Regions from separate parts of the Mus musculus genome. Here regions 1 and 3 are each linked to region 2. The links are chromatin contacts, found by POLR2A ChIA-PET in ENCODE. All regions are on one chromosome and are shown on one strand. The core of a region is the stretch at or near the end of the contact, and the rest is flanking DNA. Distances in the headings are between cores, read along the strand shown.

Region 1 (3,754 bases), core at 1,022-3,521, 320 kb before region 2:
ACTGTTCTGAATTAAGTGGTCAAAGTCTGAACTCATGGGGTTATGGGGAAGAACAGCCTTACAGGCCAGGTAAGCAAACAAGATGGCGTCTTTGCATGGCACTGCAGCCAAGAACAGGGATTGAGTGTGGGTGCCTTAAATGCTTTGGAATCTTTGCCCAAGTCCAGCTGTGCAAACAGCTGAGACTGCCCAGAAGTTTACAGTGCTGAAGCTGGACTGCCTAACACCTGACACTCTACTCTAATACATGTTTTCAAGGACCAATACGGACTGTGCTTTATTAGAGTGCTTTGATGGTTAGCTGTACACACAACTTAATTCATCCAAAACACTGGCAATCTGGTTTATAAACAAATGTTTATTTTTAAAAGGCATAGAAGATCCTGTGGTACAGACAGGATTACCAAATGTGCCCACCCAGAACAAAATTGGCAGACATGTCACTTAGGATATTTGCTTTCAGGCCGGCTGGAGACTCCTCTGGGAATATAGCCTGCAAAAGAGCTGAATTTCAGAATCACTCCTGCCTGGATCAATGGCATTTAGAACATTTAATGATATCTTCAGAAAACCATAGGCTCACCACTACCAATCTGCCGGTAATTCCAGCTATTTTAGGTGATATCATCATTTGATATCTCTCAGAGTAATAACAGATAGTCACTGTACAGACCAACTCACCTCTGCTGCTGCCAGCACAGATCTGCAGTCCTGCGTCCGTTCTGAGAACTTGAAAGGGGACACCCTAAAATGGATTGCAGAAAACAGGACATTATATATAACAGCCTTGCAAAATCAATGGCTGCCCTCCCACCCTGGCTTTTCTCTTTTGGATTTCTTTGTAGCCCTGGCTCACTACTGTAGACGAGGCTGGCCTGAACTCTGCCTGCCTCTTCTCAAGAAAGCTACAGTTCTTAACACATCCTAGACCTAAAAGGGAAGTATTTTTCAAATTACTAAAATACATTTACAACTAGCCAAACCAGCCCAACTGGGTTCAATTGTAAGACCACATTAACTGAAAATTTTAAGACCCAAGTTAATGGACTAGAAGGTCTAAGTTCTTAGAAGACCAGGTTTGACTGCCAGCACTAATTGTGGCTCACAACCACCTAAGTCCGGTGCCATTTTTTTCTAGCATCAAGACAGCAAACACACACAAAAATGGCTCTATAGGGGGCTGGAGATGGCTCTGTGGTTAAGAGCACCGACTGCTCTTCGGAAGGTCCGGAGTTCAAATCCCAGCAACCACATGGTGGCTCACAACCATCCGTAATGAGATCTGATGCCCTCTTCTGGTGCATCTGAAAACAGCTACAGCGTACTTAGATATGATAAATCTTAAAAAAAAAATGGCTCTACAGTAAGAGCTGTGCACTGTTGCCTTACTTAACCACCCCCATCAGCTACAACCAGTATTGAGTACAGGCAAAACTGATGCTCATACATGAACACTCTAGCTCAAATCAAAACGGTCTAAAATCCCAAGCTGAAAGCTTACCTCATGGGAGGCCACAGCTGTTGGCAATCTTCCACTCTTAAATCCCCAACCTAGAAGTACAGCAGTTGTTAAAAGTCCAGCCCAAGTTAAACCTAAACCCCAGCCACCGGTGTGGGCTTGACTGCAGTCAGCCAGGAGCAGTTATCGTCAGTTATCGACTCTGACGGCACTTCCTACTTAGTCATCTCATCACAGCAGTCAAGCTTTCTGCTGTCCTCCAACTAGTAGTTCCAGCCACTAAATGGAGACACGTCTTAAATTTATGTATGTGCCCACATGGGCCAGGGTATGTTGGGAGTCCCTGGAGCGAAAGCTACACAGCCTCTTGTCTATGAACCCCACCTGATACTCCAGAAACCCTTACCTCATGGTGGGATGATACTGCTCCTATTCCACGTTGTCAACGTCCCGTCTGAAAGGTTAGAAGAGTAAGAGTCATGAGGGGCAATTAGAACACTTGTGTTCAGCACTGGGTCGCCGAGGCTTAAACGACTGCAGTCAGCTAACTAGGGATGTCGTCAGTTGTCGCATCGGACGGCACTTCCTTTTTTTTCTAGTTTCATCATCATTGCAGCCGACACCCCGCCCACGCGCGGCGCCCCGCGATGCAGACCTCGACTTACCAGGCTCCCCTAGATCTGTGCAGCGCACAAGGCGGAGCTGAGAGGCTGGGCCCGGGCTCAGCATCGCTCCAGACCGTCACCAGCAGGCCACGGCGAAGGGACCAGCTCAACGAGCGAGAAGAGCACGATCCCATGATGGCCGCAGAGAAAGACGGCGCGTGAGCGCCCTCCTCTTAAGGGCTAGGAATAGACCACTCCTCACCCCAGGGAGGTGAGGGCGGCAAAGGCTCACGGGAACTTCCAGCGGCCCGCCTCGCGACCCAGGCCTCCCCCGTTCTGTTGAGCGAGTGGTCTCCCCCGCCCCGGGGGATTCTGGGTAGCGAAGAGCGCGCGAGCTCCAGCGCGCCTGCGTGTTGGGTTAAGCGCGGACTCGACATCCTTTCCGCGGTTTTCCGTCCTCGTTGTCTTCCCTGACTTATTAGTCCTTTGTGAACGTGTGTAGTGTGTGAAATGTGTAGTCAGACCTGACAGTGCAGGCCTGTAATCGTAATCGATTAGGAACCCGACGCAAGAATTCGAGTCCAGCCTGGGCAATTTAATGAGCCCCTGTCTCTATTTTAAATTTAAAAAAAAAAAAAAAAAAGCGGGCCTATATAATCTAACTGGGTGGTGGAGAGCCTGGCTCATCTACGCTAACACACACGAAACCGCGTTCAAAGACAAACGCTGTTACAAAAGTGTAATGATTGGGGCCGTTCTGCACCCCATTATTTTTACAACATATCCACGGAGTCTCTCAAGGCCCTATGCAGACGGCCCTCATCACATTCCTTAGAGAACTGTAGAATCAAGAAGAGCTCTTGATCCATTTCCATTGCCCCCTGCTCTTTCCACTTCTGACTGGAGAGACTTGCATCGGGCATAGGTAATAGAAAACTGCTAATGCTATGCCTTCAGTATATGAGTATGTTTGATTTTCTCAAGGGTTGGGGATGCAGTGTTTCCCTAGCAAACATGAAGTTCTGAGCTCCATCCCCAGCACCTCATAAACTGGACATTGTGACAAACTCCCAAGCTCTGGGTATGTGGAGGCAGCAGAATCAGAAGTTCAAGGTCATCTTCAGCTATGAGGTCAGCCTGGGATATGTGAACCTGAAGACTAGAGTAGGGTTCTTGTGAGTTCAAGACCAGCCTGGCCTACGGAATGAAATCCTGTCTCAAAACACCTCAGTGCAAAATCTGTTGAGCTAGTATATATGATATGCTGGGTTCTACCCAGCAACACACACATAAGTGCTTGCATGCACTTCTTATGCAAATAGGCTGAGGAGGCAACTCATTTTGACAGAACTAGACAGGTGGTCATGAGACTGCAATCTTGGTGGTCTGAGGAATAAACAGAATTTTGATGGAGGGAGGGAAGTCCAGGCCAAAACATTCTTAAAGGGAATAAGATAATTTCCCTTGGAGCCAAATATGCTTGACCATGGCCAGGAACACAAGATTCATGGGTCCCCAAATACCATGTTCTATATTGGAAGTGTCTTGGGTTTTTGTTTGCTTGGTTGGTTGGTTGGTTTTGGTTTGGTGCCGTTTTCGAGACAGGTGCTGTTTTCTGTGTAGCACTGGCGGTCCTGGAACTTGCTCTGTAGACTAGGCTGATCTTGAACCTGGAGATCTGCCTGCCTCT
Region 2 (3,453 bases), core at 906-3,405:
GCTGCACTATGCTGCAGAGCAGACACTTCACAAAATGTACTGAATCCCAGCTATGTCCAGGTACCATGCCCACCCAGCTGACAGGGAGACTAGCCTCCCTTGTATCTAGGTGTGCTCATACAACAAAGTTTTAACCAACAGATCACACAGGAGGAATGTGAGCCATCTTTACTTTGTTTTTCCTCCAGAGACAGAGACCAGGCTGCCTCCTGACCCACAGAGATCCACTTGGCTCGGCCTCCTGAGTGTGGCAGTTAAAGGTGTGGACCACCACACCTGGCACTGTGTTCCTACCGAAGCTGTTCGCCTTTCGTCTTCTTCTCTTCCTGAAGATTACAGGGAATCAGGTAGGACAAGTAGGCATAATTAAAACTCACGAAAAGAGGAAGAAAAACAGCACAGAAGAATGACAAGAGGAATCTGGAACGTGTTCAAGAGAATGAGAGTAAAACTGAGGTAAAGTGACTAAGGAGTTAACCATGTAACGAAATGGACAGAAGAATGACCCCAAAAGACAGGGGTGAAAAGAATGGATCTTCAGAAGACATTCGAGGACGGAGAGGTGGACAGAGGGTCCTGAATCACATCTCTTGCCACAGGAGGATGAGACGCTGGCTTAGATCACTTCCAGCCCTGCAGCCTCTGACAGGGGGTTTGTGTTTTCTCACAGGTACAGGGAGAAGTCACTCAGCTGTCAAACAAGAAAGCACTACTACAATCTGATTTACATTTTCAAACCATCACTCAGGTTGCTACACGGAGAAAGGACTGCGGTTGGGGCAAGAGAACAGGACCTGTGTGAGGAAAACTGGGGGAAAAGAGGGAATGGAAAAAGAGGGCAGGCGATTTGAGAAGTGTTCTGGATTTGATGGCAACTGTGTTTACTGCTGTAACTGGGAATTATCAACAACACACTTTAAGAACAATTATGATTATTTTCTGTTTTTTTTTTTTTTTTTCTCCTCTTTTTTGAGACAGGGTTTCTCTGTGTAACAGAATCCTGGCTGTCCTGGACTTGCTTTGTAGAGCAAGCTGGTTTCAAACACAGGGGTCCGCCTGAGGAACCACTATGATTTTTTAGGCTTAATTTTTTAGGTGATAGAGAGAACACTGTTAAAGCCATATTTGGGGGGAAGGAATTTAAGAAAAAGTGCTTAGTCCCGGGCATGCTAAATCTGAGAGATAGCTGTGGCCTTGCAATAGAGACAGCATGTCAATGACACACTGCAGTCTGAACACAAATCTGGACGTTGTTGGCATTAAGTCGATATTGAACCCGTAGGAAGAGATGAAATAAACCTGGAGGGGGGAAAAAAAGGATGTGGAGAAACAGATTTAGACGCAAACCAATAGGCATAAACGATACTAAATTGCATTTTCGGGGCGTCATTCATAGTCTATGAACAAAATGTCATTCGGCTTGGAGGTTAGCTGATTAAAGCCACCCTCGCAAAACATCCTCAATCAATACGTTTGGACAAAATAAATAAATAAATAAAGGAAATGTGAGGGTCTCCACCTGCACTCACAACTGCAGCGATTCTGCTGCAGGATTCGCTCTGGACCAGTCTGGATGGATCCCAACCTTCCACCCAGGGCCAATCCATCCAGGCCTCGGGAAACCGGAGCAGAGAGCGCGCGCGCCCGGTCGAGCCCCTCACCTTGGCTTGCTTCAGCAGCTGGATGATCTCGGCCTCCGCCTCGTCTGACGCGTCCTCTCCCGGCTGCTCGGCCGTCGCCGCGGGTCGCGAGAACCAGGCGAGAGCTGCGAGAAGCGGCTCAGAGGTCACCGGGACCGGCCCGTGCCCGCGTCCCCGCCCCCGCCGGGCCGGCCCCGCCCGGAGCGCACCGCTCACCTGCCAACAGCGGCAGCACCCCGTGCCCCCGCGCCGGCGCGCCTCGGGTCCGCAGCCGCTCCGCGCCCGTCCCCGCGTCGCCCGTCCGCTCCGGCAGCAGGCGCGCCGTACAACCCCCACACCGCCGGCCCGCGGCCCGCAGCAGGGTTCGACCCAGACGCCAGCGAAGCAACCGGAACATGCCGACGGGTCCTCCCTCAGAGATCCACTAAGCCACGGCTGGCCCGGGACGCCCCGCCAGTCCGCATGCGCGATGACGCATGCTGACGTCACGCCGTCTCGTCCCGCCCCGCCCCGCCCCCGGCCTGCAGGGCGCGTGAAGTTCGCAGCGCCCGGGAGGAGAGAAGACGGGCGGCGTGCCATGGCGGTCGCGCTCCCGGAGGTGGTGGAAGAGCTCCTGAGCGAGATGGCCGCCGCTGTGCGAGACAGCGCGAGAAGTACGGCCTGCGGGCTTTTATTCTTACCCCGCATGGTTATGTCCCTGAAGCCTGGGCCCCTTAAATCGCTTAACTAAATAGAGGGATTTGAGTGACTAGACGTCAGATCCCTGAGTGCGAGCCGGTGTGCGGGAACCCCGGTACTTAAAGAGAGCCACTGGGTACATCCAAGGAGTGGGCGAGGGCTGGGATGCGGAATGGCAGATGCGTAGACAATTTCGAGTTACTCAGAATCTTTATCCACAATCCGTGATGCAAAGTTTAAAAATAATACCCTTGTTTACTACTTTGTTTAGTAAATAGATTTTACTAAAAAACATTCAGGGAGGCAAAACCTTTAAAAAAAAATCGGGAAGTTGAAAATTACTTCTTCCCTCTGGCCTGTAGAGGTCGCCCTATGCCTGTCTCCAACAAAATGACCGACCAAGGATGATCTTTGCTTACTCACCAGAGTAGGAGGATCTACCAAAAGGGGAAAACTAGTAATGAGGATCTACTATGCAGCTCGGCTGGTAAAGAGGCTTGCCTGGCATGTAGAGAGCTGCCGTGGATTCCCCACCACCGCACAAGACTGGGCACATGGCTGTAGTCTCCGCACTTGGGAAGTGGAGACAAAAAAAAAAAAAAAAAAAAAAAAAAGAAAGAAAGAAAAAGGGAAAGTTTAAGGTCAACCTCAGCTACATAATGCTAGGCCAGACTGGGCTGCTGGAGACTTTATCTCAAAAAACTGGAGGTGGGGTGGGGGGTGCTTTTGAAGTGTAGACTAATTAAAGCACTCTCCCCAAAAATAGCCTCTCTAAATGATAGCCAAATTAGAGCACAAAACTCCTATTGTTCATTGATTGTGCTCTGTGAACTGGTTTGAGTTACTGCTTCAATGGGACTAGAAAAGTAAACGAATAGTCTCATTTTGGTCTTTTACGTAAAAGATTCAGCCAACCAGGTATTCAAACATGCTTTGACTTCAAAGAAGTTGTGGGGTGTTAGTCTGTTGTGAGGTCTTGCTTCCAGGATTTGACCACAGATGTTCTGAGATGCTGGAACGAGATGAGTTTTACAGAACAGGGCTGTTGGTTAATCCATATGCCAGTAACTGAAGGGGCCCCCTTACACAGGAGCAGACTCTCAATTCCTGTTTATTTTTCAGTAGAGCAGTTTTC
Region 3 (3,543 bases), core at 767-3,266, 270 kb before region 2:
TTAACATTTTTTAACAGAGGTTCAGCTATTATTGAAACTTGTAATTTCTAAACTTAAATTGGGGCAAGTGGCTAGAGTGCAGAGTAATGCCATCACTGCCCACTGGGAATGCAGACCGAATAATTAATAGCCACCCCTCAGACGGAGGACCAGGTGCAGGGTCGACTCTTTCTGGATGTTGTAATCAGAGAGAGTGCGGCCATCTTCTAGCTGCTTGCCGGCAAAGATCAGCCTCTGCTGGTCAGGGGGGATGCCCTCTTTATCCTGGATCTTGGCCTTCACATTCTCGATGGTGTCACTGGGCTCCACCTCCAAGGTGATGGTCTTGCCGGTCAGGGTCTTCACGAAGATCTGCATGCCACCTCTCAGGCGAAGGACCAGGTGCAGGGTTGACTCCTTCTGGATGTTGTAATCAGAGAGGGTGCGGCCATCTTCCAGCTGCTTGCCGGCAAAGATCAGCCTCTGCTGGTCAGGGGGGATGCCCTCTTTATCCTGGATCTTGGCCTTCACGTTCTCGATGGTGTCACTGGGCTCCACCTCCAGGGTGATGGTCTTGCCAGTCAGGGTCTTCACGAAGATCTGCATGCCACCCCTCAGACGGAGGACCAGGTGCAGGGTTGACTCTTTCTGGATGTTGTAATCAGAGAGGGTGCGGCCATCTTCCAGCTGCTTGCCGGCAAAGATCAGCCTCTGCTGGTCAGGGGGGATGCCCTCTTTATCCTGGATCTTGGCCTTCACGTTCTCGATGGTGTCACTGGGCTCCACCTCCAGGGTGATGGTCTTGCCGGTCAGGGTCTTCACGAAGATCTGCATGCCACCTCTCAGGCGAAGGACCAGGTGCAGGGTTGACTCCTTCTGGATGTTGTAATCAGAGAGGGTGCGGCCATCTTCCAGCTGCTTGCCGGCAAAGATCAGCCTCTGCTGGTCAGGGGGGATGCCCTCTTTATCCTGGATCTTGGCCTTCACGTTCTCGATGGTGTCACTGGGCTCCACCTCTAGGGTGATGGTCTTGCCGGTCAGGGTCTTCACGAAGATCTGCATTTTGACCTTGAATTTAAAAGGTAAAAATTTAAAAGCCTACTAAAATCTTCGATTCCCTACAAAATACTTCTACTCAAAACTCCTCCCCTTTTTGTCATAACATAAAACCTGTTTTGTCATGGTTTCAAACTGCTAAACCTTTCCAAAACACTAAACTGGCATTTGGAACATTCATCAACTGCGGGGCATCCAAGTTCGCTAACAATAGACATGATAAATTGAAAATAAAAAATATCCAGACCAGAAGCCATCGATAAAAATTCAAGTAATAAACAATGCCCGAGTGAGAAGTACCTCTTTTCTGCCTCCCCCCACTGAAATAACCACGATGGACTCTCCATCGGTTAAGCGTCCGTTAAGCTCCCTGGCGCGCGCGCCAGGGCCGCCCCCGCTCCGCGCACGCGACCAAGGCCCACTCTTCCCGGAAGGCCCGTTGCCGCGTCACGTCACCTCGCTCCCCTCCCCCACCCCAAGAAAAAAAAGGCCCGCTTAGCACCACGTAAGCCCCCTCTCTAAATCCTCCCATGATTCAAACGCCGTAGACAAATACCTGTTAACAAATGTGATGAAAGCACAAACCGCCCAGCGCGTCGAAACACCCTCACAGAAAGACCGCCGAACCGGACAAAGCCTCTCGTCACTGAGCTCAGTGGCCGCGCGAGCCGCTATTTATGCAGCGTCTGTTGCGTGACTGCTCACTCCTACGTAGCTGTTGTCTTCCTGCGCCACCGAAAGTAGTTCCGCGGGCCCCCACCTCCCCCAGACCAATTAGGCGTTTTTGCCGAGCTCCCGATTCTTCAGAACCAAAGAAAAGAGTACTACCAAACGAGAGACACTGTATTCCCGGCGTCTCGTCTCCTCTCGTGCAAAAAATTGAAAAAATCATCACGCGGATGAATCCAAGTTAAAGGGCCCTCCCTCGAAAGCTCTGGAAACCTCCTTGCGGCGCCAGCGCTGATTGGTGAGGAGTCAAAGATGAGGCCGACGCTGATTGGTGGAGGTCGCGGGCCGCTCGATTGTTGCTGGGCTCGGTTCTCGGGCAGTTTAACGTCGACGTTGCTAAGTAACCGAGTGCGCATGTGCGGGCGCTCGCCTTAGCGAAATACTGATGTTTCCTGCTTGAGGTGGGGGAGGGGCGTCTTCTCTTCCCGCGTCCGGAACCCCGCGTCCCGAGTTCCCCGTGGTTCTCTCGCACCCATCGCTCGGCGGCTTTACGCCACAGGGTGAATTGCGACCTCACCCTGCTCCCCCTGGCTGGACTCTAGCTTCGCCCAGGCCCCCTCCAGTATGAGCATTGATGCTTCCGTAGCCAGTGTTTTTAGTTGTTTTGTCTTGTGGCTTAGCCGCCCACGGGCCCAGATGTGGGTGGGAGTGGGGTGGCTGCCGGGCTGGAAGCTGAGGATTTAGCCAGAGACCCAGCCCAGAGCCCGGCCGGACTTACAGATTCTCTCCCTCCCCAGCAATCTACAAACAAAGGAAGGAAAGAGGAGAAATGCCTATTAGACTCAGTACCCGGGGTTCACCCACCTCTCCCATTGGGATGTCTATTGTGCAAAGGAAGGGAAGGGGCCCGTTAATCCTAGAACCTCAACCTCAGGACTAGGTTCTGAGGTTTTGGGTGTGGTTGCTTTTCCCTCATCGAGATCAACAAGGAAGGAGCAGAACTGCTCGGATTGCTTTGTCATGCGGAGTCACGAGGATGGCCATGTAAACAGTTTTGTTTGCATAGGCTACCGGCTTCCGTACAGTAAGAAGTCTAGCTACGCTAACAGATTAAACTTCACTCTGTAAAGGTTTACGAGTTATTACCATATTACTGAAGGAAACGTTAGGAACATAGCTGGTTTGCCTAGCATGAACCAAAAGCTCCAGTTTGATTCCCCAGCCCAAAGTCTGCTTTCTAGAATAAAGAGCAGGTAGAATTTTATTTGAAGTGAATTGAAATTCAGAAAATGTCTCCTTTGCATAGTATTTTATTTTTATTAGGAAGCATGAGTCGGACCTTGTTTCAACAAGCAGAGTATGTCTGAGTCAGACATTTTGAGGCACAGACTCAGCCAGAGTGCTGATCTTATGATTGATGCGATGACTTCATTGGGGTAAGTTCCAGCAATTGCCAGACGGGTTATTGCTTCCTAGTTTGTTTTGTTTTCAAAGTAGATCGTTTGGTGACTTCAACCCAGTAATAATATTTCAAAAGAATGGCATCTGGACAAGATAGATTTTTTTTTCCGTAGCATAGTTTTTGTTGCTTGTGCTGTGTTCACCCCTAGCCCCACCCCTTGGAGACTGGCCATCACTCTGTAGCCCTGGTTGGCCTGGGATGACTATGTAAATCAAGAGCTCACAAGAGATTCTCTTGGTTCTGTCTTCCGAGTGTTGGAATTAAAGACACGGACCATCGTGCCCAGCATGATGTAAACAGATTTTTTTAAAAAGTATTTTATATCTGAGTGTTTTCCTTGTATGTATGTCTATATAGTACCTGTGTATCTGGTACCT

Evidence for each region. ChIA-PET counts read pairs that join two places held with the same protein, here RNA polymerase II (POLR2A).
Region 1: POLR2A ChIA-PET joins it to region 2 with 16 read pairs in embryonic stem cell. The contact joins the promoter of 2410006H16Rik here to the promoter of Zswim7 in region 2. POLR2A ChIA-PET finds 5 or more read pairs at or near these places in 4 of 5 experiments (Patski and embryonic stem cell).
Region 3: POLR2A ChIA-PET joins it to region 2 with 21 read pairs in embryonic stem cell. The contact joins the promoter of Ubb here to the promoter of Zswim7 in region 2. POLR2A ChIA-PET finds 5 or more read pairs at or near these places in 3 of 5 experiments (Patski and embryonic stem cell).

The regions. Positions count from the first base shown.
Region 1 is chr11:62,601,394-62,605,147 of GRCm38, reverse strand. It overlaps 2410006H16Rik (RIKEN cDNA 2410006H16 gene), which reads right to left and starts at 2,271. Exons shown (of 5, transcript NR_030738.1): 1 at 2,125-2,271; 2 at 1,866-1,913; 3 at 1,502-1,551; 4 at 682-745; 5 at 342-493. Snord49b (small nucleolar RNA, C/D box 49B) reads right to left here and starts at 2,062; the gene lies at 2,000-2,062. It overlaps Snord49a (small nucleolar RNA, C/D box 49A), which reads right to left and starts at 1,688; the gene lies at 1,627-1,688. Lrrc75a (leucine rich repeat containing 75A) reads left to right here. Exons shown (of 4, transcript NM_198861.1): 4 at 1-264. It also overlaps Snord65.
Region 2 is chr11:62,280,097-62,283,549 of GRCm38, reverse strand. Zswim7 (zinc finger SWIM-type containing 7) reads left to right here and starts at 2,155. Exons shown (of 5, transcript NM_027198.1): 1 at 2,155-2,293. The coding sequence starts at 2,218. Ttc19 (tetratricopeptide repeat domain 19) reads right to left here and starts at 2,077. Exons shown (of 10, transcript NM_028360.2): 1 at 1,857-2,077; 2 at 1,662-1,765. The coding sequence starts at 2,037.
Region 3 is chr11:62,549,644-62,553,186 of GRCm38, reverse strand. It overlaps Ubb (ubiquitin B), which reads right to left and starts at 2,016. Exons shown (of 2, transcript NM_011664.4): 1 at 1,592-2,016; 2 at 1-1,047. The coding sequence starts at 1,041. The coding sequence ends at 124.